2 separate regions of the Homo sapiens genome follow, and region 1 is linked to region 2. A link is a loop called in an ENCODE intact Hi-C map of the cell type or tissue named here. Cell type or tissue: Panc1. All regions are shown on one strand. Each heading gives the region's core, and the rest is flanking DNA. Links, peaks and the distances in the headings are about the cores only. Region 1 has its middle 44 kb from the start of KLF13. Region 2 overlaps LINC02352 (long intergenic non-protein coding RNA 2352).

The links. Hi-C counts contacts between places; a loop is a spot of excess contacts. Peaks named below come from ENCODE experiments on the same cell type or tissue, not always from the same donor. Only the 100,000 strongest peaks of a DNase experiment are listed, where the experiment ranks them.
Region 1: a loop joins it to region 2, with 4 times the contacts of the local background. A loop is called at or near these places in 11 of 110 quality-filtered maps.

Annotation. Positions count from the first base shown.
Region 1 is chr15:31,278,498-31,288,068 of GRCh38, reverse strand. No RefSeq gene overlaps it. Among named protein-coding and RNA genes, the nearest start is that of KLF13, 44 kb to the left of the region's middle. RefSeq lists enhancers at 8,573-9,073, 9,074-9,571. In Panc1, for the core only: no CTCF peak of the experiment used is centred there; no DNase peak of the experiment used is centred there; H3K27ac peaks cover 528 bases.
Region 2 is chr15:31,219,280-31,228,903 of GRCh38, reverse strand. It overlaps LINC02352 (long intergenic non-protein coding RNA 2352), which reads right to left. Exons shown (of 2, transcript NR_135834.1): 2 at 3,897-4,909. LINC03034 (long intergenic non-protein coding RNA 3034) reads left to right here. Exons shown (of 4, transcript NR_171016.1): 3 at 5,192-5,433; 4 at 5,568-6,137. LOC124903454 (a long non-coding RNA gene) reads right to left here. Exons shown (of 2, transcript XR_007064556.1): 2 at 9,378-9,615. Among named protein-coding and RNA genes, the nearest start is that of LINC03034, 6.8 kb to the left of the region's middle. RefSeq lists an enhancer at 2,598-3,170. In Panc1, for the core only: no CTCF peak of the experiment used is centred there; no DNase peak of the experiment used is centred there; H3K4me3 peaks cover 999 bases; H3K27ac peaks cover 2,336 bases.

The sequences.
Region 1 (9,571 bases), core at 1-8,000, 59 kb before region 2:
TGAATGCAAGGCTGGTTCAATATTTGAAAATTAGTCAATATAATTCACAATGTTAGCATACTAAAGAAGAAAAGCCATATGATAATGTCAATTCATGCAGAAAGTATTGAAAAATTTCAACATCCATTCATGATTTAAAAAAAACTTTGCACAAACTAGGAATAGTGGGGAAAATCCTTAATATAATCAAGGACATCTATGATGGTAAATTACTGAATGCATCTCCCTAAAATCAGGAACAAGGCAAAGATGTCTGGTCTCATCACCCCTATTTAATATTGTATTGGAAGTATTGGCAAGTGCAATTAGGTGAGAAAAAGAAATAAAAGCACACCAATTTTATAAGAAAAATGAGCTGTTCCTATTCACTGGTAGCTGCCTATGAGGAAAATTCTAATGAATCTACACAAAAGATTTTGGAATTAATTGATGAGCCTTGCAGGGTTTCAGGATAAAAGGTCAACATGTAAAAGTCAATTGTATTTCTATTTACTAGCAATGTACATTTAGAAACCAAAATGTAATACAAATATCTCTTAAAGCTTCAGAAAGTATAATCAACCTCATTTACAATAAGAGAGATGAAATTTTAACTACACTGAGGTATCACAGTGAATATAGTGAACTATTAGAGAAATAAGATAGAGGGAAGAGCATGAGATATGCATAAAATATAACTATGGGTTTGTCCAAGAAAATGCTAACACTGCGGCTTGTGGGGAAACTGGATGATTGAGAGACTGGGAAGAAAGAAAGAATTCAGTGTACAAATTTCTTTTGTACATTTAGGATTTTGGATCACGTGAATGACTTTGAAACACATGAAAAAATAAATAAAATTGAACTCTTAAAAAATTGTTTAACCACAAATTTTTTAAAAATCACATATAGTTTCAAAAAATGAAACATTTATGATAAATATAACAAAACGTGGTTGAGATCTATATGCAGAAAACTACAAAATATTGACGAAAGAAATAAAAGAAGCCCTGAATAAATAAAGAAACATGCTTTGTTCATGGATTGGAAGACAATATATTTTATATGTCAGTTTTCTCCCAGATTGATCTCTAGACTCAACACAATTTCAATCAAAATCCCAACAATGGGGATGGTTAATGGGTACAAAAATAAAGTTAGAATGAATAAGATCTAGTATTTGATAGCACAACAGGGTGACTACAGTCAACAATAATTTATTGTACATTTAAAAATCAAAGTATAATTGGATTATTTACAGAACAAAGACATGATAAATACTTTAGATGATGGATACCTCATTTACTCTGTAATTATTATGCATTGTATGCCAGTATCAAAATATCTCATGTACCCCATACATATCTACACCTACCATGTACCCATAAAAATTAAACATTAAAAATTTTTAAAAATCAGCAATACTTATATACATAGACAATATAACTCTAAAATTTATATTGAAAGCAAAAGATGTTTGAATAGTTAAACAATTTTAGAAAAGAAGAATAAAGATCAAGGATTCACACTACCCAGTTTTAAGACTTACTATGTATTATAGCTACAACAATGAAGACAGTATGATATTGGTGAAGGGACAGAAACATAGGCCAATAAAATAGATTAGAGTCAGAAATAGACTCACATGAAAATGGCCAAATGATTTTTTCAAACATTTAAAAAATTTAGATATAATTCACACACCATAAAACTATTCTGAAGTGCACAGTTCAGTTGTTTTTAGTATATTCAGAAGTTACGCAAACATTCTCACTGCCCAGTTCCAGACCATTTCCATCATTCCTAAGATTAAAAAGTAACAACAACCTGTATTCATTACCAGTGACTCTCATTGTCCCTTCCTCTAGCCCTTGGAAACCACCAATTTGCTTTCTGTCTGTGGGGATTCACCTATTCTGAACATTTTGTATAAGTGGAATCATATAATATGTGGCTTTTTGTGTCTGGTTTCTTTCACTTAGCTAAATATTTTCAAGGCTCAGCCATGTTGTCATGTTTCAGTACTTCCTTTTATGGCTGCAGAATTTTTTGTTGTATGGGTATACCACATTGTGTTTATCCATTCATGAGTTGTTTCCACTTTTGGCTATTTGAATAATGCTACTAGGAACATTTGTGTACAAGTTTTTGTGTGGCCATACGTTTTTATTTCTCTTGGGACTATACCTAGGAGTGGAATTACTGGGTCATGTGGTAACTCTATATTTAACTGTTTAAAGAACTGCTAGCCTGTTTTCTAAAGCAGCTGTACCATTTTACATCCCCACTAGCAGTGTATGAAGGTGCTAATACCTCCACATCCTTGCTACCACTTGCTGTTATCTGTCTGAGATATTTGATTATAGCAACCCTGGTGGGTGTGAACTGTTATCTTATCATTTTGATTTGCATTTATCCTGATGGGTAATGACGTTGAGAATCTTTTCATGTTCTTATTGATCATTTGTATCTTTTCTTTGGAGAGATGTCTATTTGAATCCTTTGCTCATAATTTAGTTTTTTAAATTATTGTGCTGTAAGAGTTGTATATATATATATTATTTTCCTGGATATTTGACACTTGTCAAATATATTATTTACAAGTATTTTCTCCCATTCCATTGGGCTGTTTATTCTCTGTAATAGTGTCCTTTAAAACACATAGGTTTTAGGGCCAGGCATGGTGGCTCATGCCTGTAAACCCAGCACTTTGGGAGGCCGAGGTGGGCAGATCACCTGAGATTGGGAGTTCGAGACCAGCCTGACCAACATGAAGAAACCACATCTCTACTAAAAATACAAAATTAGCCAGGCATGATGGCACACGCCTATAGTCCCAGCTACCAGGGAGGCTGAGGCAGGAGAATTGCTTGAACCCGGGAGGCAGAGGTTGCAGTGAGCCAAGATCGTGCCATTGCACTCCAGCCTGGGCAACAGAGTGAAACTCTGTCTCAAAAATAAAATAAAATAAAATTAAAATAAAAAATAAAACACATAGGTTTTAAATTTTGATGCCAATTTATCTATTTTTCTTTTATGCTTTAGCTGTCATATCTAAGAAACCACTGCCTAATCCAAAATGATGGAGATTTATGCCTATGTTTTTTCTAAAATATTATAGTTTTAGCTCTTATGTTTAGGTTTTTGAAACATTTTTAGTTAATTTTTGTAAATAGTATGAGCTAAGGGTCCATCTTCATTCTTATGCTGTGTGGGTATCCAGTTGTCCCAGTACCACTTATTATAGAAACTATTACTTCTTCCATTGAATTGTCTTTGTCATGCTTGTTGAAAATCAATTGCCCATAAATATATGGGTTTACTTGTGGGCTCTCAATTCTATTACATTGATCTATATGTCTATTGCTATTTTACATCCACATAGTGTTGATTACCATGACTTTATAGTAAGTTTTGAAACTGGGAATTGCGAACCCCCAAATTTGTTCTTTATCAAGAATGCTTTGGCTATTTTGGGTTTCTTATGTTTTCCTACGAATTTTAGGATCAGCTTGTCAGTTTTGATGGTACACCAAAAAAAAAAGTTTATTGTACTGTACGTTAATTTTAAAAAATAATGTAAGTCTGAAAAAACACCAGATAGGCTTAACAGAAAATGTGATGTGACAAAAGGAAAGGCAGTAAAATGGAAGACAAGGTACTCGAACTATCCAAGCTAAAGCACAGAGAGGGAAATGACTGGAAAAAAATGAACTTGTTAAGGAGTGTAACATCTCTAAAGATGAACAATGTCAAGGGGTGTAACTTATCTCTAATTGCAGTCCTAGAAGGGGTCAAGGGCAGAGAAAATGTATGGAGAAACGATAACTGAAAATGTTCTGCATTTGATGAAAAATATAAACACACTATTCTAAAGAATGCATTGAAACCTAAGAAGAATTAATGCAAAAAGCATCATGGGCAATGTCATTATATTCAAATTGCTAAAAACCTGTGATAAAGAGAACATCTCAAAATCAGCCAGCAATAAAAGACACACTATGTCCCTCACCAAGGAAGAGGTACAGGTGGCAAATAGGCACATGAAAAAATACTCAACATCACATGTCGTCAGGGAAATGCAAATTACAACAACAGTGAGCTACCACTGCACACCTATCAGAATGGCCAAAATCCAGAACACTGACACCACCAATTGCTGATGAAGAGGGGGAGCAACAGGAACTCTCATTTATTGTTGGCGGGGAACTCTAAATGCTACAGCCATTTTGGAAGACAGTTTGTGGTTTCTCACAAAACTAAACATATTCTTAGCGTACAATACAGCAATGTGCTCCTTGGTATTTACCCAAAGGAATTGAAAACTTTAGTCCACTGGATGTTCATTTGTGTCTGAAATACCTGCATATGGATGTTTATAACAGCTTTATTCTTAGCAGCAATCATGATGCTCTTCAGTAGGTGAATGAATAAGTAAAACGTGGTACATCCCGACAATGAAATACTATTCAGTGATGAAAAGAAATGAGATATCAAGCCATGAAAAGACATGGAAGAAACTTAAATGCATATTACCAAGTGAAAGAAGCTGATGTGAAAGGCTACAGACTGTGACTCCAACTATATGATACTCTGGAAAAGCAAAACTATGGAAACAGTAAAAAGGTCAGCGGTTGTCAAGGGTTTCAGGGAGGGAGGGATAGGCAGGGCACAGAAGATTTTTTTAGGGCAGTGAAACTACTCTCTATGATACTATCATGGTGGATAAATACCATTATACATTTGTCTAAACCCAGAGAATTAATGACACCAAGAATAAAAACTAATGTAAACTGTGGACTCTGGGTGATAGTGATGTGTCAGTGTAGGTTATCAGTTGTAACATATGCACCGCTCTGGCAGGGGATGCGTATGCGGGGGGAGGTGATGTGTGTGTAAAGGCAGGCAGCATTTGTGAAATCTCTGTGCCTTTCACTCCATTTTGCTGTGACCCCAAAAAATAAAGTCTCTTTTTAAAAAAGGTACCTTACGTATAGGGAACAAAAATAATAATGACCATCAGAAACAATGCAGGGCAGGAGACAGTCAAATGGATATTTTTTAAGTGCTGTGGAAGACAACTTGTTAACTTTTCTCGTTCAAAAAAAAAAAAGTCTTCAGAAGCAATGGACTGTTTACAACAATAATAATATTAATATGCTGTGGAATTTATTAAATATGTGGACATAATATATCCGATAACAGTGGGATGGAAGGCTAACAATGGGAAGACAAAGGATGAAAGAAATGAAAGTATATCACTTTAAGGTTTTCCACCTTATGTAAGCAAGTATACTATTATTCGATTAGTTAATGACAGATCTTGTAAACTCTAAATCAACTAGTAAAAGAATAAAGATAATACATATAGCTAATTGGCCAATGGAGGAAATAAAAATGGAATATTGAAAAATACACAATTCAAAAAAACAGAAAGAGAAAAAGGAACAGATAGACAAAAAGTAGACAAGTAGCAAGATGGCAAATTTAAAGCCAACTATTTCAATATCTAAAAAAAGAAGAACTAAACTAAAAGCAGCAACGGCCATATTGAATTAAAAAAAAAAACTCCCAAATACATGTTATCTATAAGAAATATATTTTTAATCTAAATCCCAGGGAGATAAACAGTAAAAGGATAGAAAAAATATGTATAATGTAAACACTAATCATAGATAGTAAGAATTGCTTCATTTATATCAAATAAAATAGACTTCAGTAAAAGGAATACTGCTAGAAATAAGGAGGAGTATTCATATTAGTAAAAGTGTCCATTCATCCAAAGGTATAACCTTCTGCTATAGATTGAACTGTGTCCCCTACAAATTTATATGTTGAAGCCCTAACCCCTGTGGTGACTGTATTTGAAGGGCCTTTAGGAATTGATTAAAGTTAAATGAGGTTGTAAAAATGGGGCCCTGATCTGAAAGGATTAGCGTATTTGTAAGAAGAGGAAGAGAGAGGCTGGGCGCAGTGGCTCACACCTGTAATCCCAGCACTTTGGGAGGTGAGGGGGGGCGGATCACCTGAGATCAGGAGTTCAAAATCAGCCTGGCCAACATGGTGAAACCTTGTCTCTACTAAAAATAAAAAACTTAGCTGGGCATGGTGGTGCACACCTGCAGTCCCAACTACTCGGGAGGCTGAGGCACGAGAATTGCTTGATCCTGGGAGATGGAGGTTGCTGTGAGCTGAGATCACGCCATTGCATTCCAGCCTGGGCGATGGAGTGAGACATCATCTCAAAAAAAAAAAAAAAAGAAGAGGAAGAGAGAGGGACTCTTCTTGGTCTGTGTATGCATGCACTGAGGAGAGGCCACATGAGCACACAGTGAGAAGGCAGCTGTCTGCAAGCCAGGAAGAGAGCCCTCACCAGGACCCAACCATGCTGCCACCCTGATCTTGGACTTCCAGACTCCAGAACTGTGAGAATACATTTCTGTTATTTAAGCCACGCGGCCTATGGGATTTTGTTATGGCGGTTATGTTTAACCATGTTAAATGTGCATGCACATAATAAGAGAGCTTCAAAATATATAAGGCAAAAACAGCTAGAACTGAAAGGAGAAACAGACAAATCCACGATTACAGTGGAAGATTTCAACACCCAACAGACAGAAAATCAGCAAGGATTGAGAAGACTTGAACAACACCATCAACCAGCTTGACCGAATTGACATTTACACAATATTTCATCTCCCACTGCAGACGACACATTATTTCCATGCTGGATCATAAAACAAGTCTCAATACATTTTAAATGGCTGGAAATTATACCAAGAATATCCTCTGACCGCCGTGGAATCAAAGTAGAAATAAATCACATAAAGTTGTCTGGATATCCCCCAAATAGTTGGAAGTCAAACAGAATACTTCTAAAAATTCCACGGGTCAAAGCAGAAATAACAAGAAAAATTACAGTCTTTCGAATTGAATGGTAGTGAAAATACAACCTGTCGAAATCTCCAGATACAGCTAAACAGTGCTTGGAGGGAAACGTGTGGCTCGAAACACTTACATTAGGAGAAGGGTGGGTGGCAGCCAGGACCACAGCCGTGTGTGAATGATGCTTTGGAAGGGGCTCCAGGACAGCACATGAGGGGCAGCTGGCCAGGCAAGGGATCAGGCTCAGGGTCCTAAGCAAACAGAGCCAGAGAAATGTCTGTGCCTTTTGCACATGCACACACACACATGTGTGTGTGTGCATGCATGTGTGTGTGTGTGTTTGTGTGTGTGTTTTGGGTTTGGATAGAAGGTCACTGAGCACCAGAGAATTCCTTCAATTGCACTTTCTGCCTGAAAATGGAGAAATGCCTCCTAGTGTTCAGTGCCACCCAAATACCTGGAAAGCAGTTTGGTCAGTGGGGGTCGAGGAGGGTTAGACCTGGTGGGGGTTGGGCAGCTGAGACCTGAGGGTGCAAGTGTGGGGGCAGGGGGCTCAGGCACCCCACCCAGGAGTTTGTCTAAATTCCCACAGCCTGGAACTGACTCCCCCGGCATTCTCATTCTCTCTGGGTGGGGACAGGACGGAGCTGCTGTGTTCTGACCTCACAGTGAAATCTGAATAATTGATGCCCAGTCTAATGTTTCGCCCAATTGTCATAAAGCAAGAAACACAAGCCCAGTGTGTGGCAGATGAGGCCCTGGACAAAGGGCTGTTTTCATTGCCCCCTTTCCCGGCCTCAGGTCTGCGAGGCTCTCCTCCCCAGCACATGATCTGTGACAATCATCCTGTGTTCTCCTGCCCCTCCCCGGGGAGCCATGGGAGGGATTATCGGGAGGTGGCTCCCCCAGGGTAGGAGAGGGCTGCGCCCCCACCCCCGCATGTGTCATCTGGAGCGTGTGCCCGACCGTTGCTTGATACCCACTTGGCACAGCCTTCTCTCTGCCGAGGGCTGCCAGGAGAGCTGCTGTCAATACAGAGCTCTCACCCAAACAAACAGCGCAGATGGGTCCCCAGGGGCCTGCGAGTTCCCAGCTCCAGCTCCATGTGCTGGGGGGTGGGATATGAGGAGTGGGTGTTGGGGACAGCAGAGGGACTCCCTGAGCCCCAGGCAGATGGGATAGAGCCCAACCCTGTTTGGATTTCTGGCACTGTTGTCTGGGGGTAGGGCTCATTTGTCACACCCCGAGGGGAAAATACACAGTAAATGAACTTCAAACATACTCAGCTCCATGAGCAGGGGACAGGTGACAGACCTCATTTAACTTGGCACCCAAGGCCATGACAGCATGTCTGGGCCAGGACAGAGCAGCGGCACAGCGGTGTCAGTGCCAACCTGGTCACCATAGGCGCTACAGAAGCCGGGCCTACGGGCAGGATGTGGCTTGTGTTCCCTGCAAGTTTTCCCAAATCAGTCATATATGCAATCTCGGAAAATCACAGAAATCTTTGGTGAGCTCAAGTTTAACACTCCCACCCTCCCCAAGTTAATAGGACTCGGCCTTGGAGTGTGTTTCTAGGTTTGGGCAGGGAGAAAGGGGCTGAGCCTCTTCCTCATGAAGAGAAGATGGGGAAGAAGGTGAGATTTGGGGACCAGTGTGTGGGCTGTGTGGGCCACAGTCAGCAGCTTGCAGGCCCTTCTGGTTTGTCCATTGAGAAGACACTCTGAGAGCAGGGCAGGCAGCAAATGAAAGTGTGGGCCGTTGTTCAGAAAGCAGGAAGGGTGTTTTTCTCTGCTATTTAAAATCAGCCCTGGGCTCAGGGATCCCTGTGGGGCATGTGCAGACCTCCCAGGTGCCCAGGGCTCTGTCTCATCCGTGGAGTGTCTGTGCAGGACAGCCGGGGCCTGTGGCAGGGCAGGTGGCAGCCCAGAACACCTAACAGGGGGTGTGAAGGAAGCAGGGAAAGGAGCCTTGGTGGATGCTCCATTGCCCCATTGACTTCACTTACAAAACACACATTCAAGGATAAACTCATTAAGAATCCCAAGAGCGGAACCCCAGGGCACGGCCGAAGGGGTGGCATGCGTGGGAGCCTCCCCTGCCCGTGAGGCCTTCTTCCCATCCAGGACAAACTGGCCTCCTGCTGGGGCAGGGTGGAGTGGGGACCATGCCAGGGATGGGGCACCGTTGCAGGACTGGAGGTTTGGGACAAACCTTAGCCCCAGGCGGCCCAAGGCAGCCACAGTGCAGAGCAGAGGGGAGACAGCGAGGGCTGCTGAATGCAGGGTGGGAGTGGACACCAGGCGCTCCGCCCCACACCTTCCTCACAGCCCTCATGCCCACCCCACCCACTGGACAGAGACTGGTTCACAGCCTGTTCCTCCCCAGTAATTGTCCTCTGCCTCAGGGAAGGTCCCTCCTGAGACAATGCTGCCACCAGTGGGACAATGACCCGCCAATGTTGCTGGTGCAGAGGCCCAGCCCCTTCAGGGTGCGAGGGCATCGTGAGCCTGTCTCTCTCTGTACCCCGTCCTGCCCTCCTCACTGTATGGAGCATGGGTGGTGAACCAGGGGGACTCTAGCCAGGGGAAGGGGTCCGACCAGCTGACGCAACATCCTAGTGGGTAAGGGACCTGGAGCCGGAGGACGGGGCTGCTCTGAGCACCACTCAGAAGATGATGGAGAATGACAACCAATGAAATCAAAA
Region 2 (9,624 bases), core at 1-8,000:
AAAACCAGCCTGGCCAACTTGGTGAAACCCCATCTCTACAAAAAATTCAAAAATTAGCTGAGCATGGTGGCAGGCGCCTGTAATCCTGGCTACTCGGGAGGCTGAGGCAGGAAAATTGCTTGAACCCAGGAGGCAGAGGTTGCAGTGGAGATTGTACCATTGCACCCTAGCGTGGGTGACAGAGTGAGACTCCCTCTCAAAAAAAAACCCAAAAAAACAAAAGAACTAAAAATGTCCTTTATGCTTGGAGTCAAACATTCCAACAGAATAAAGGAGACAATAGGAATGCTACCACCCCAGACCCCAGGCCACTTACCTGACGGTCTCAGTCAGCTCAGGCTGCTATGACAAAGGACTATAGACTGGGTGGCTTATAAATAGCAGGCATTTATTTCTCATAGTTCAGGAGGCTGGAAGTCCCATATCAAGGTGCCAGTATGGTCAGGTCATGGGGAGGGCTCTCTTCAGGTTGCAGATGGCCACGTGGCAGGGAAAGAGGAAGAGAGCTTGGGGTCTCCATCCTCTTGACCTAAACTCCCAAGGGTTCCACCTCCTAATGCCATCGCACTGGGGCCGAAAATTTCTACATATGAATTTGGGGGGAGGAGTACACAAACATTCAGTTCATAGCACCAGAGAAAACACACTAACGTCCATATTTTATGCATCCTACCAGGAGTTTCTGTGTGCACACACACATACACTCATTCGAACAAATGAGATAAATCTATACACATACCCTCTAGCTTCCTCTTTTTCATGAAACAATATACTCTGAAGATTGCTGTGTTTCATAGACCTAAATATACCTCCTTCTTTTTTTTTTTTTTTTTTTTTAGACGGAGTTTCACTCTGAAGTTTCACTCGGAGTTATCCAGGCTGGAGTGCAGGGGCGTGATGTTGGCTCACTATAAACTCCGCCTTCCGGGTTCAAGTGATTCTCCTGCCTCAGCCTCCCAAGTAGCCAGGATTACAGGTGCCCGCCACCACACCTGGCTAGTTTTTGTATTTTTAGCACAGATGGGGTTTCACCATGTTGGTCAGGCTGGTCTCGAACTCCTGACTTCAAGTGATCCATCTGCCTCAGCCTCCCAAAGTGCTGGGATTACACCTTGAGAGCCACCACACATGGCCACCTCCCTCTTTTTTAATGACTGCATGGTAATGCAGACCTAGGGATGTGATGTAATTAATCTTGATAGTGCTTAAGTTGTTCCTATCCTTTTCCAATCACTACAATGCTTTGATGAGCCTCTGTATTACATGTCTTGACAAGACTCTGAAGTGGGCTTGCTGGGCCAGAGCACATATGTGTGTAGTTCTGGTAAATGTGACTACATTCCCCCATGGAGCATGTTCCTTCAGCTCACTTGAAAGGCGATTGTCAAAGTTTGGAACTTGCTGATCTGATAGCAGAAAGTAGGATTTCATTGATATTTCAGTTTGCGTTTCTGTTATTGTGATGACAGTCAGCATATTTTTGAATGTTTAGAGGCATTTTTCTTTTCTGGGAAGGATTTCTTCCCATTGCCCATTTTCCAATTCAGTTGTTGGATTTCTTTCTCTTTGATTTTTAGTGGCCCTTTGCCTGTGACATAAGTTGCATATATTATTATGCATATGATTCTGTTTTCACATAGACATAAGTATACCTTATTCTTTTTCATGACTGCAGGGTAAATTCCATCTTACAAATGTGCCATAATTTTTTTCTGTTTATCTTTTTTTTTTTTAACTTTAAGCAGGATGTTTTCTGCCATGCAGATATATTTTTTTTCTTATCGGGTAGAATAAATCAATTATGTTGTTTATGGCCACAGGGTTTTGCAAGATCATTAAAGAGTTCACCCCTTTGCAAGATTACAGGGGTGTGTGTGTGTGTGTGTGTGTGTGTGTGTGTGTGTGTGTGTGTGTTTGAGACAGAGTCTTGTTCTGTCACCCAGGCTGGACTGCAGTGGCACAATCTTGGCTCACTGCAGCCTCCACCTTCTGGGTTCAAGTGATCCTCCTGCCTCAGCCTCCTGAGTAGCTGGGACTACAAGCACGCCACCATGCCCAGCTGACTTTTGTGTTTTTAGTAGAGTCAGAATTTCATCATGTTTGTTGGGGTGATCTCAAACTTCTGACCTCAAATGATCTGACTGCCTTGGCCTCCCAAAGTGCTGGGATTACAGGCTTAAGCCACCGCAACTGGCCAACAGTTTTGTTTTGTTCGTTTTTTGTTTTTAATCATTTTCTTCCGGTATTTTTTTGGTTTCCATCTTTGATCCATCAGGCTCCTTCTGGAGGGAGTGGGCCAGCATAGCTCCATAAAGCCACATCCCCAGTATAGTAAAAGTCACCACCTGGAAGGCTGTCTGGCCGCCAGCTTTGCACCCCATGATCAGGCCACTATGCCTGAGTGGAATTGTCTCCTAAACACAGCCCCACTGAAAGGTGAAGCCAGCGGGACTTCCTGGGTCCACTGGGAAGTTGGAGAACTTTTCTGTCTTACAAGAGGATTGTAAAACGAACCAATCAGCACTCCGTAGCTAGGATTGTAAAACGCACCAATCAGTGCTCTGTAGCTAGCAAGGGATTGTAAAATGCACCAATCAGTGCTGTGTAAAAACTCACCGATCAGTGCTCTGTAGCTAGCAAGAGATTTGTAAAACACACCAATCAGCGCTCTGTGAAATGGACCAATCAGCAGGATTCTAAAAGTAACCAATCGCAGGGAGGATTGAGAAAAGGGCATTCTGATAGGACAGGAACAGGACATGGGCGGGGACAAATAAGAGAATAAAAGCTGCCTCCCCCCCAACCCTTCTCCACACGGAGCCAGCAGAGGCAACCTGCTGGGGTCCTCTTCCGTGGTGGGGAAGCTTTGTTCTTTTGCTCTTCACAATAGCTCTTACTGCTGCTCACCCTTTGGGTCCTTGTCTTCTTTGAGAGCTGTAACACCAGGAAGGTCTGGGGCTCCATTCTCAAAATCAGCAAGACCACAATCCCACTGGAAGGAACCAACTCCGGACCCACCACTCCCTCCTATTACAGGCCCACTGCAGGTGCTTTGCTGAGTCTAGTAGAGAATCCTGCCTGAGCCCCGGCCAAGAGTGGGAGCCAGCCAGGAGCGGGGGAGGGAAGGCAAGTGCGAGGGGGAATGGCCCGTGCAAAAAGATCCCCAGCAGGGCACAGCAGGCAACTGAGGACCAAGTCCAGCTGTGCCTACCGAGATCCACTGTGGAGACCATGATGCAGTACACAGAGCACATGGTCCCAGGCAAAACCGAGCAAAATAGAGGACTCCCTGTGCATACCCACCGGCGAGCTGCACCTCACACCGGAAGAGGGAGAGCTTGGCGACCTTTTGCGGCGTGCCAGCCCCTCAGGGAAGGCCGGGTTGTGTCACCTGTCGGGCTCAGGCTCCAGTTCTGACTTAAAAACTCTGATGCTCATGCCTGTAATCCCAGCAGTTTGGGAGGCAGAGGCCCACGGATCACGAGGTCAGGAGTTTGAGAGGCACCTAGCCAACAGGGTAAAACCCCGTCTCTACCAAAAATACAAAAATTAGCCGGGCGTGGCGGGCACCTGTAATCCCAGCTACTCCGGGAGGCTGAGGCAGGAGAATCGCTTGAAACCAGAAAGCGGAGGTTACAGTGAACCAAGATCACGCCACTGCACTCCAGCCTGGGGGAAAGAGTGAGACTCCATCTCAAACAACAACAACAAAAAACTCTGAGGCTGTTTTCTCATCTGTAGAATGGGGTGACACTACGGCAGCCCCTGACACTGTGAACCCTAACATCAGCAAGCACTTCTCAGTGGGTGTGTTAGAGGAAAGTGGTCCCGATCCAGACCCCAAGAGATGGTTCTTGGATTTTAGGCAAGAAAGAATTCAGGGCGAGTCCACAGAATAAAGTGAAAGTAAGTTTATTAGGAAAGTAAAGGGGTAAAAGAACGGCTACTCCATAGACAGAGCAGCCCCAAGGGCTGTGGGTTGCCCATTTTTATGGTTATTTCTTGATGATATGCTAAACAGGAGGTGGATTATTCATGCTTCCTCTTTTCAGACCATATAGGGTAACTTCCTGATGTTGCCATGGCATTTGTAAACTGTCATGGTGCTGGTGGGAGTGTAGCAGTGAGGACCACCAGAGGACACATCTTGTTGCCATTTTGGGTTTTAGCCAGCTTATTTACTGCAGCCTGTTTCATCAGCAAGGTCTTTATGACCTGTATCTTGTGCCGACCTCGTATCTCATCCTGTGACTTAGAATGCCTTAACCATCTGGGAATGCAGCCCAGTAGGTCTTAGCCTTATTTTACCGGCCCCTATTCGAAATGGAGTTGCTCTGGTTCAAATGCCTCGGACAGGTGCGGAGGGAGGGTGGTGAGTGGAGCCCACCCACCACCAAGTCACACGCACCCACATTCCTTCTGAATCGTATTTTCTAGGCATCTTACTAATATAATCCCCACAACAACGAGCTGCAGAAGGTTGTTTCTCTCACAGATTTCTGCATATTCTCTGTACTTGTAGAATTTGGGGGAACAAGTCAAGTTACACAAGCTAATCCCTGAAACGTGAGCCCCACGGCTCCTCAGCCCTCTCCCAGAGCCGGTGGCCTGCGTGCCAGGTCCCCGACAAATGCTGGCTCCATGGCAGCTGCGATGACTTCCCTCGAGAAGTGCCAGTCCGCAGGGCAATCTCGAGGTCCTCGTGCGGGTGACCAGCTGCGGCACGGCCAGCACGGCACAGGGAGGGAGGGGCTGTGCTGACCCTCAGGTGTCTCGCGGGGGCCCTTGGCGGTCCCAGCAGAGGGTTTGCCCGTGAGAAGGTCTGGAAGTGCTGCTTCTTACAGGGCTGCCTTCAATTATTTCAGCTGCTCCGAGGTATTTCAAAGTCAGACCAAATAAACATTTGTATCTAAAAAAGGCGAAACAGGGTCATTTGAAATGGAGAAGAAAGCCTTTCCCGTATCCGGAGGGTGTGGCCCGACATTCCGGAGCAGCGGCAAGGGTTCTCTCTGGTTCTGTGCCTGTGCCAGGGCACCTACCCCAGCCCCTGCTTCAGGAGGGAAGTTATTTTCTTTTAAATCAAATGTGTGGCGACCTAAGTTTCCTTTCCCTGATTTGCTCCGTGGTCACCCTGGGCCCCCTGCTGCTGTCAGGTCAACATCTTTAAAGGGCTCTCTGTGCTTTTCCTAAGAAGGGGACCACAACAGACTCGACAGGATCCACCGGTTGGGCCCAAGGCAGGAGGAAGGGCGGCGCCCCCAAACTCCCAGGACGCCTGCAGCACCCCCCACGCGCCGCTCTCCGCCTCTGGGGAGCATCCTGCCACCCCCCGACACACACACCCCGGCTACATCCCGCCTTCTCACGCTTGGTCAGGCGCTCTGGAGATGTCGGAGATCCAGGCTTTTCCTAAAGAGTCAGGATTGGAAGGCGGTGAGGGCATCAGGTTTTTTTTCTTCTCTTTTCTTCTAGCAATTACGCCCCCGTGGCTAAATTAAACTCCCATTGGCTAAATTAGGCTCGAAGAGAGGGGCACCTGCTGCTAAGCTGTGTATGTTGTCCCCTAGGACTCCCACCGTTTGCTGAGCTCCACATGACAACAGCAGACGACAGGCCGCACTGATCCCACCTGGCTTACAGGTGCTGTCACACAGGTACGCCTTCTTGTGAATCATCAGTCACCATTTGCCCCTCGCAGCAACCCTGTCTTGGAGGAAGGTCCTTGCCGACACCCGCCTCTCCCCACCCTTAGGCTCCCTTGCTCCTTCATTCAACCATTGTTTACATGTCGTTCAGGACTGCTGACTAAACACTTTCAAGCACAGTGGACCCTTGAACAACGCAGGTTCAAACTGTGCAGGTCCACCCACAGGGATGTTTTTCAATCAGAGTTATACCAAGTGTCCCTGCCTCTCCTGCCTCCCTTCCCACTTCCTCCATGTCTTCCTCTCTGCCACCCTGAGGCAGCAAGACCAGCCCCTCCTCCTCAGCCACTCAACATGAAGACAACGAGGATGAAGACTTCTATGATAATCCACTTCCACTTAGTAAATGCTTTCTCTTATGATATTCTTAATGACATTTTATTTTCCCAAGCTTAGTTTATTGTAAGAATACAGTATAAATACACATACAAAGTACGTGTTAACTGATTTTTTAATGTTACCAGTAAGGCTTCCAGTTAACAGTAGGCTATTTATTAGTTAAGTTTGGAGGGAGCCTGAAGTTATACAAGCTCTGACTGCGTGAGGGGTTGGCTCTCCAACCCTCACATTGTTCAAGGCTCAACTGCACCTCTCCTACCTATCTCCCCCACCCTCTGATGTAGTAGGATAAATATAAAAACACTTAGAAATCCTTGAAAACCAGGAAAAATGCCACCAACAGACTAGAACATTGGAGAATTTCTGGAAGATATAAAGCGGAGGAGATCAGATTCGTGGTGAAACGCAATAGAGCCAATGGCCTGCAGGTGGGAGACCATTTCAAGTCTGGAAATGGGGTAGGGTGGGGGCAGTGGAGAAGGAATGAGTCATGGAGCTTGGATACGGTAATCACACAAACGGCTACCCAGGTGGCTGAGGCAGTGTCCTGCCTGTCCCCAGGGTAAAGTCTGAGTGCAGCATTCAGACTGAAGACAAAGATGCACCGGGAGCCTCCAGAGCCAACACTGGCCCAAAGAGAGAAGCAGGGGCCCGCCCAGGTGACTGCCAGGCACTGTCAGCCACACTGACAGGGAGAGCGGCCCAGATGAGAGGCCCAGGAAGGCACTCTGCCTTTGCAACGTCCTGGCCTGTCTCCATGACCACAGGTGCCCAGTGGTGCCAGGGTTGCCAGACAGTGGTGGTTTAGTTGTGTGCAAGAACTACTCTGCACAGCAAGAATGATTGGTTGAGACTGACAGATCGCAAACACACTGCATTCAGGAACCCTTCACCCTCTCTTAGAAATGGCTGAGGGTCTCAGCGGGCTTTCATTCATATGAGTTTATCTATCAATATTTACGGTAGTAGAAGTTCAAGTGAAAAATAAATAAATATTCATTTATCTTAAAATAATAATGGCATGTTAACATAAATAACACTTATACATGCTGGGTGTGGTGGCTCACGCCTGTAATCCCAGCACTTTGGGAGGCCGAGGCGGGCGAGTCACCTGAGGTCGGGAGTTTGAGACCAGCCTGACCAACATGGTGAAACCCCATCTTTACCAAAAATACAAAAAATTAGCCAGGTGTGGTGGTGCGTGGCTGTAATCCCAGCTACTCAGGAGGCTGAGACAGGAGAACCGCTTGAACCCGGGAGGCAGAGGTTGCAGTGAGTTGAGATGGTGCCACTGCATTGCAGCCCGGGCAACAAGAGTGAAACTCTGTCTCAAAACAAAACAAACAAAACAAAAAAACTCCCCAATGTCTGGCTTAATAGCTGGATTTTCTTTTTTGTTGTTGTATTTTTTTATTTTTATGTATTTATGCATTTAATTTTTATGTATTCATATGTATTTAATTTTTTAAATTTATTTATTGAGACAGAGTCTCACTCTGACACCCAGGCTGCAATGCAGTGGCACAATCTTGGCTCACTGCAACCTCTGCCTCCCAGTTCAAGCAATCCTCCTGCCTCGGCCTCCCAAGTAGCTGGGATTACAGGAATGCACCACCACGCCTAGCTTTTTTTTTTTTTTTTTTTGTATTTTTAGTAGAGATGGCGTTTCACCATGTTGGCCAGGCTGGTCTCAAACTCCTGACCTCAAGTGGTCTGTCTGCCTCAGCCTCCCAAAGTGTTGAGATTACAGGCAGGAGCCGCCATGCCCAGCCAACAGCTGGATTTTCATACCTCCTTCTTTCAAGCTATAGTGATAACACACATCATGTAGACTCTGGAAAACTCCACTGAACACCCATTTGTATATGTGCTGCTGAAGTGAGCACCTGAACACCCATTAGGAAAAACAAGTCTTTTTTATTCCTATTAAATAGTTTTGGCTTTGCAGACACCCAGAAAGAGTCTTAAGAACCCTTAGGGGTCCATGGATCTCACTTTGAAAACCACTCTCTGGACGTTCATTTACAAATGGGATCAGACAATCAAAAATCCCCAGACATTTGAAGGAAACCAACAGCCTGCAGAAGAAGTAGACAGAACGCTGGAGAAAACAGGATAATAATGCAGGAATCAGAAGAAGACATTAAAATCAGCATAATTCATATCCTTTGAAAGGTTCAATAAAATATAACAACCAGTTAGATGGCAAGTGGGCACAGAGCAAATACACAAAAATCAATACTTTCCATAGATACCATTAAATAATCAATAGGAGAGGACATTTGCAATACCAACAACAATCATAAATAATCTAGGCATAGGCATAACCAAAATTCTGGAGAACCTACATGAAGAAAAATGTTTAATCGTATTAAAGGACATAAATTGAGAGATGTATTATGTTTCCCGTAGGAAGCTTCAATATTGTAAAAGTGGCAATTATTTGAGTTGCTCCGTGAACTGTCCTCTGCATTATACTAGGTTGAGTGGGATTTCTGTCAAGAGTATGCACCAAGAGTCATAACTAATATATCTTGTAGGTCAGCAGTCCCCAGCCTTTTTGGCACCAGGGACCAGTTTCATGGAAGACAATTTTTCCACAGACACAGGCTGAGCGGGGGATGGTTTCAGGGTGAACCTGTTCCACCTCAGATCATCAGGCATTAAGAGTCTTTTAAGGAATGTGCAACCTAGATCCCTCATACGCACAGTTCACAGTAGGGTTTGTGCTCCTATGAGAATCTAATGTCGCTGCTGGTCTGACAGGAGGCGGAGCTCAGGTGGTCATGCTCCCGCGCCTGCTACTCATCTTCTGCTATGTAGCCTGGTTCTTAACAAACCACAGACAGGGAATAGTCTGCAGCCCCGGGTTTGGGGACCACTGCTCTAGGTTGAAAGCCGCTCCAAATAAAATAAAGAGACAAGTGACTGATTACAAGATGTTTGCAAGATATATAATAGTCAAAAGGTTAATATACTTAATATATAACATTCCTGGAGTCATAACATTTTAAGACAAAGAACCTTAAAATACAGGCAGATAATAGAAGCTAAATGACAAGTATCTACATGCATGAAAACGAATCAACCTCTGAATTAGTTAGGGTAAAGCTCACCTGCTCTAACAAAGAGGCCTGATGATACAGAGGCTAGAAGAATAAACAGATTTGTTTCTGTATTAGGTTCTCCAGAGAACAGAACCAATAGGAGAAACACACACACACACACACATATATATATGATAAGTATGTGTATATTTATCTAATATATATTATAGATCTATATTAGACATTACATAGGCTATATATATACACAGACACACATGCACACACATTTATTTTAAGGAATTTTGAAGAATTTATTTTAGGGAACTGTTGTAAGGGATTCATTTTAAGGAATTGGCTTCTGCGGTTGTGGAGGCTTGGCAAATCCAAAATCTGCAGAGTAAGCCGGTAGGCTGGAGACCGATATTACAAGTTGGAGTTCACAAGCAGTTGGCCAGCAGAATTCCTCCTTGCTCAGAGCAGGTCAGTCTCTTTTCTCTTAAGGTCTTCAACTGATGGGATGAGATCTGCCCACA